2 separate regions of the Homo sapiens genome follow, and region 2 is linked to region 1. Evidence: chromatin loops called from intact Hi-C (ENCODE). Cell type or tissue: heart left ventricle. All regions are shown on one strand. Each heading gives the region's core, and the rest is flanking DNA. Links, peaks and the distances in the headings are about the cores only.

Region 1 (2,912 bases), core at 176-2,675:
GCTTGGGATTTATGAAACCATTGGGTTAAGACCCAATGCCCAGATAGCATAGAGATTTAGCTGTCTTGGAGTGGGGTCATCAAGCCAGCTTGTCACATGCGGCAGGGGCAGGATGCGCATCTGGGCAGGCGGGCTCTGGAGTCTTTGCTTGGAAACTGCTGTGTTCTGCTTGAGAAGCTTTATGGGAATAAAAACGTCTCCTGCACAAAAGCTGGGGGATGCTATGTAAGGTAATCATGTTTGGCATTTTTCAGGACTTCTCAAAGACCGCTGTGCATTCCTATGAACCTGCCTGCAGCTCTCTCCCTGTCATTTGGGTCATTCGCAGCAGTGTACAGACATGCTCAAGAGTTCCCATCTTTCAAAAGCTTTCTCTTTCCCCTTCCATTATCAAAATGGAAGTCAATTCATGTGAGTTAATGTAAAGCTCTCAAATGCTTTCCTATTTCCCTTAGAATAAAAATAACCTCTCACCATGGGCGATAGGCCCTCAGAGTATCTGGCCCCTGCTAGGCTTTTCATGACCCCATCCTACCCTACCCCACTTCTTCACAGACTGCAACACATTGTGAGACCCCTGTGCTCAAGTGTTGCGGGGCTTGCTTTGGGAGACAGAAGTAGTAGCAATGTGGCTGGTAGAAAAGGATGGCAATCCTGGTGCAAGTGGGGGTTCTTGGTGGAGGCAGGAGTAAGGAGACACAGCAGCAGTGTGTGGCAATGTCACAGCTGCTTAGCTAGGAACTCAAGACACCCGTGAGAGAATTACTTAGGATACTGGGAGGGCTCTGCAGGGGCCTGGGGTTCTGCATCAAAAGGAGAAGGAGAGAGTCCGGGAAATGTTGTTACTGACTCCATTTTTACCCACAGACCAGGGAAACATGGATATATGGGTTCCATTCCGAAATTCCTTCAGGAATAAGATTCATTCCTGGTCCATCACTCAAAAGCCAATTAAGACAAGGAATCTTCCTTTTCTTTCTATTTCTGTTTCTCACACACACATACCCATAAAATTGTATTTTAACTTTAAAGAACATGTGCATTCATTTGTTATTCTTTTAACATAAGACAACTCTTTGTTTTTTTAGTGAGACATTCACAATTTCCAGTATTTCTTTAAAGTCAAACACAAGTTTTACGACACTGTTGAAGTATTCTGAGAGCAGAATCCCAGATTCTTCCCATTTCTCGCTATTGCATGTTTCACTCATCCATGCTTAATTTGACAATATTTTTTAGCAACGTGCCTCTACTGAGTCTGTCTAAAGCATTCTAGGGTTTCGATGAATCAATTCCCTACCTTTTCATGTTCATAATTCATGTAATTCATGAGTCTACTTCATATTAAATGATGTAATTACAATAACAAGTACAATGGGAATCTGTCAGTTTGGGACCAGGTTCAGCAAATGTAACTCAATTGAGAGAAGTGGGTAGTGGTGGGGATACTAGAGCCCCCGCGACAGGTCAGCCTCTGTCACTCAGTGTGCCTGACAGTCAAGTCAGATGTTTTACAGATAAGATGCCCAGTGCTGGTTACACAGAGATTGGAGAACAGAACTGAATAATCATGCCAATTCATTTTGAGATAAGAATGCCATTTGCAGATCCTACTTAGCCAACAGGTGGCAGATGTGGCTCAGGCATTCATGAGCTCCTATCCCTACTGGGGACTCAGCAGGAGCCTAAGCCTTTGCCAGGATTAATGGTTGAGACAGACAGACAAGCTTCCTTTCATCATGGGAAACCCATTTCAGTCTCCTCTGCTCCTTTGATAGCCTGGTGGCATTTTCTCTCCAGGTCAAAAATCAGCAGAATTCCATAGCTGTGGCGAGAAAACTCAACAGGGTCATCAGGACGCACTGCTGTTCCCACCCAATTTCTCCAAGCCTCCGTTTCTCCTCTGAATATGGATAATAGGGCCAATTTTCTACTTCACTGCATTGCTGTGAGGACTCAAAGTCACCTCCTATTCTCTTCTCTCTCCTTGAGTAGAGGGGAGGGTAGCATCTCAACACCAGGGAAAAATCCCATCACCCAGACGGCTGGCTCGCGTGTCAGTGGCCGAGCAAAGACAGACGCCACTCTCCCCAGCCCCTCCTGAGCTCCGGCATCCAGACCTTGATGCTGCTGAGGGCCCTGAGCAGGTGCCCGCCTCCTGGTGGACGAGCCCCTGGTAGCTGCCTGGAGACAATGGGTAGCTGGCCACACTGTGGGAGCTGCCCTGCCTGCCTCACCCTGCGGGCCTGCCTTCCTGGCAGGAAGCCAGCATTTCCTGGGAGCACTGAGCCCCTGGCATTTAAAGCATCAGATGTGGGCAACATTTATACCTGACTCTAGATGGAGCTCGTTGGGCCTGAGTGACATTTCTAGAGGCTGTGGTCAGAAACTGGGCGCTCTGGTGACCACTGCTCCCTGAACAAACCCCTGCAGGTTACTGCTCAGGGGCAGCAAGGGGCCAGCCACACATCAGGACACCGTGAGGGGAGCAGGTGAAGACAGTGGTCTGACACTGCTGGTCCCAGAGGCGCTGCTGTGCTGCCTCCTGAAGCACAGTCCAGGAGCTCCAGCTGGGCCTGGCCTGGGTGCCCTGTGGGTGGGAAAGGCTTTCTGGAGGGATTTGCCCTAATGGAGCCTTCAAGTCTGTGGATAAGCCAGAGTAGGGGGGTGAACAGCAGGGAAGCGGGGGCTGGAAGGGAGCTGGGCAGGCGCCCAGAGTGAGGCATAGGCACCTGGAGTACGGTGAACAGACGTTTCCCATGGCCTTGGCTCAGCCCTCCTGTAGAGTGGCCACACTTGCCCACACCTCGCCCAAGCACAGCATCTGTGCTGGGTGCCCACTCAGGCTCTGGCCCTGGAGCAGAGCTAGGGCCATGGTGGAAAGCCCAGGGGACCTCCCAAGACAGAAACTA
Region 2 (2,912 bases), core at 125-2,624, 49 kb after region 1:
GTAAGCTGCTGGGACTTATTCCATTATGTTCAGGTGAAAAAGTTGTCAATTGATCAAATTATATATCTGACTTAACCCTTCTTTACCAAGGTTTATTGAAAAATATTTTTTAAAACTTTTTTTTAAAAAAATATTTTTTAAAAGTGGCAGCAGCAATGTATGATTTGTCACAGGGCCCACTGTCACTCTCCTGGCTGCCTAGAGCACAGAAGCCCTCGGAGGGCCCTAGCAGCTGGGTGTCAGGGGTGAAGGCCAAGTGTCTAGATGCAGCCGTCTAGAGCAGTGTGATCCAACAGAGATATAATGTGAGCTACATGTGAAACTTCAAATGTTTTAGCAGCTACACTCAAAAAGTAAAAAGGAACAGCTGTATTTATGTTTAAAGTATATACAAAATAAATTACTTTCTTTTTTTTTCAAGATGGAGTTTCACTCTTTTTGCCCCAACTGGAGTGTAGTGGCACAATCCTGGCTCACTACAACCTCCGCTTCCCAGGTTCAAGTGATTCTCCTGCCTCAGCCTCCCGAGTAGCTGGGATTATGGGTACCTACCACCACACCCAGCTAAATTGTGTATTTTTAGTAGAGATGGGGTTTCATCATGTTGACCAGGCTGGTCTCAAACTCCTCACCTCAGGTGATCCGCCCACCTCAACTCCCAAAGTGCTGGGATTACAGGCCACTGCACTCAGCCAAAAATAAATTACTTTCAATGGCAAAAACAGCAATTACTTTTGCACCAACCTAATATTTTGTTTATTCCAATATATCTACAATAGTAGCATTAATTTCAACATGTCAATTAAAATTATTCAGATATTATACATATATTTGTACAAAGTCTTAAAAATCTAGTGTATATTTAGCACTAACAACACATCTCAATTTGGACTAGCCACGTTTCATGTGCTTAGCAGCCACATGTGGCTGGTGGCTACAGTGAGGAACAGTGTGGACTGGGGCTGGCGGTGTATGTTGCCTTTGATGGGCCATTATTTTGCCAACCACACTCTCAGGCATCCTGAGACCTGCCTGTGTGTGTGGTGTTAGCCCTGGGCAATGAGCCAGCTGGAGGTTCCTGCACAGGATCCCTAGCGGCGGCCTCACCCTGCCAGATGTACCAGGCTGAACCTCCCTGCTGTCCTCCCAGTCTTCATTCATGTCTTTCATTTCTCTTTACCTGGTTGCGGCCACCAAACACCACTTCCCTTTCAAGGGTTAATCGCCCTCCCCAGTCTCCCAGCCTGGTCCTCACAGCCTGCCAGTGACTCCAGCTATCCACTTACCCCTGGGCATACGCCTGCTCCTCTTCAGACACCTGATGGGCCAGAAGGGCATGGTGTGGAGCAGCGGGGGCTGCAGTGAGAGGAGCAGTGGCCAGACACACCTGTTGGGGTGCAGAAAACCACCAGGTGCACGAGGCACTCCTCCACTGCAGGGCTGCGGCCACTCGGCTGCCTGTGTGCTCTGCCTGTGGGCATCAGGCTGAGGCCTTTTGTCTCTCCTGGGGAACTTCTGCATTTATCAGTGCCCGAAGGCTGGGACTGTCTGGGGCGGGGCAAGAAGGACTTGCTGGGATCCCCGCCAGTGGGAGGTCGGCGTGGTTGTTCTGCATCCGCATCTGTGCCTGCCACCCTGTGCACTTGTCCTGCTGTGTTCTTGACTCCCTGAGGTGGGGGGAGTGTCCATCCTATTTATCTGGCATGTGGGAACCCCAGCTCAGTGCCACTAGCTTTATGCCTCAGGGTTCTCTCCAGGTGGACCCACCCACCAGGTATTGGAGATTAATGAATGCATGGGAGAAGCCTGATGTAAGTGCTTATGCCACATGGTCTTGAGATAGTTACTTAATCTTTCTGTTTCCATTTTCTCATCAGCAAAACAAGGCCAATAACTAAACCCACCTCCCAGGACTGTGGTGAAGATGGAATGAGACCAAGAAGCCAGAGGCTGGGCACGGCACCTGCACGTGGTACTTGGTAAGCACCTCCGTATCCTCTAAGGTAGACACATGGTCTGTGTCACAGACAGAGAAGCTGACGCTCCGTGAGCTTTCAGTGGCCCAGGGTCACCACGCTGGGAAATGGCACAGCCAGGATTTGAACTCAGCTGTTGTGGATTCTGTGCGCCAGTCAGCTGCTGCCTTTATGGTGTCTCCCTTGCCTCTGGGACAAAGGGAGCAGGAAGCAGCTCCTTCACCTAGCCTGGTCTCCTCTCCTCCAGCAGCAGTCGCCCCTCCCAGGATGTGGTTTCAGGAGCTCACACCTCAGGCAGCCCTGGAGGGCAGAGGGAGGCAATGAGCACCAAACTTTGCTCAGTAAGTACAGAGCAAGGGGCTACGCCTGTGCCGATGCCACCTGTTCATCTGCCCATCTCCCCCATTTCTCCATCCATCTGTCCACTTGTTCATCTGCCCATCTATCCATCTGCTCATTTGTCTACCCATCTATCTATCCATCCATCTGTCCGTCCATCCATCCACCCATCTATCCATCCACCCATCTGTCCACCTCTCCAGCAAAGAAAAGCAGCCCCTTAAGGGCAAAGCACAACTGCTGGAAACCCTTCAGAGGGCCTACTGTTCTTGGAATAAAACCCAACTCTGATGTGACTGTGGGCCTCCAGGTCCCTCGGACCACCTCTCCTCCCCCGGCCCATGTCCTGCTGTCAGCCACTCTAGCACCCTCTCTCCCTCAAGCTCACCCTCTTCCCACCAGAAACTTTGCATTCTCTCAGGTGCTCCAAATGCCCTCCCACCTCCTTGCATGGCTGACTCCCTCTCATTTAAAGCCTCAGCTCAAATGTACATTACAGAATCCTTCCCTGGGTGAGAGCCTTCGTCAAGGAGCTGCGCCCTCCCACCCAATTAGTCTTACACGACTTTCTCTATAGAACTTATCCTGATTGGAAAG

The links. Hi-C counts contacts between places; a loop is a spot of excess contacts. Peaks named below come from ENCODE experiments on the same cell type or tissue, not always from the same donor. Only the 100,000 strongest peaks of a DNase experiment are listed, where the experiment ranks them.
Region 2: a loop joins it to region 1, with 1.9 times the contacts of the local background. A loop is called at or near these places in 14 of 110 quality-filtered maps.

What each region holds. Positions count from the first base shown.
Region 1 is chr10:48,442,871-48,445,782 of GRCh38, forward strand. It overlaps a transcript of ARHGAP22 not described here. Among named protein-coding and RNA genes, the nearest start is that of ARHGAP22-IT1, 67 kb to the right of the region's middle. RefSeq lists a silencer at 1,456-1,750 and an enhancer at 2,298-2,912. In heart left ventricle, for the core only: a CTCF peak has its summit at 1,624 (motif pointing right); no DNase peak of the experiment used is centred there.
Region 2 is chr10:48,492,153-48,495,064 of GRCh38, forward strand. The region is part of intron 3 of ARHGAP22 (Rho GTPase activating protein 22); the gene reads right to left. Among named protein-coding and RNA genes, the nearest start is that of ARHGAP22-IT1, 18 kb to the right of the region's middle. In heart left ventricle, for the core only: no CTCF peak of the experiment used is centred there; DNase peaks (open chromatin) are centred at 1,078 and 1,541.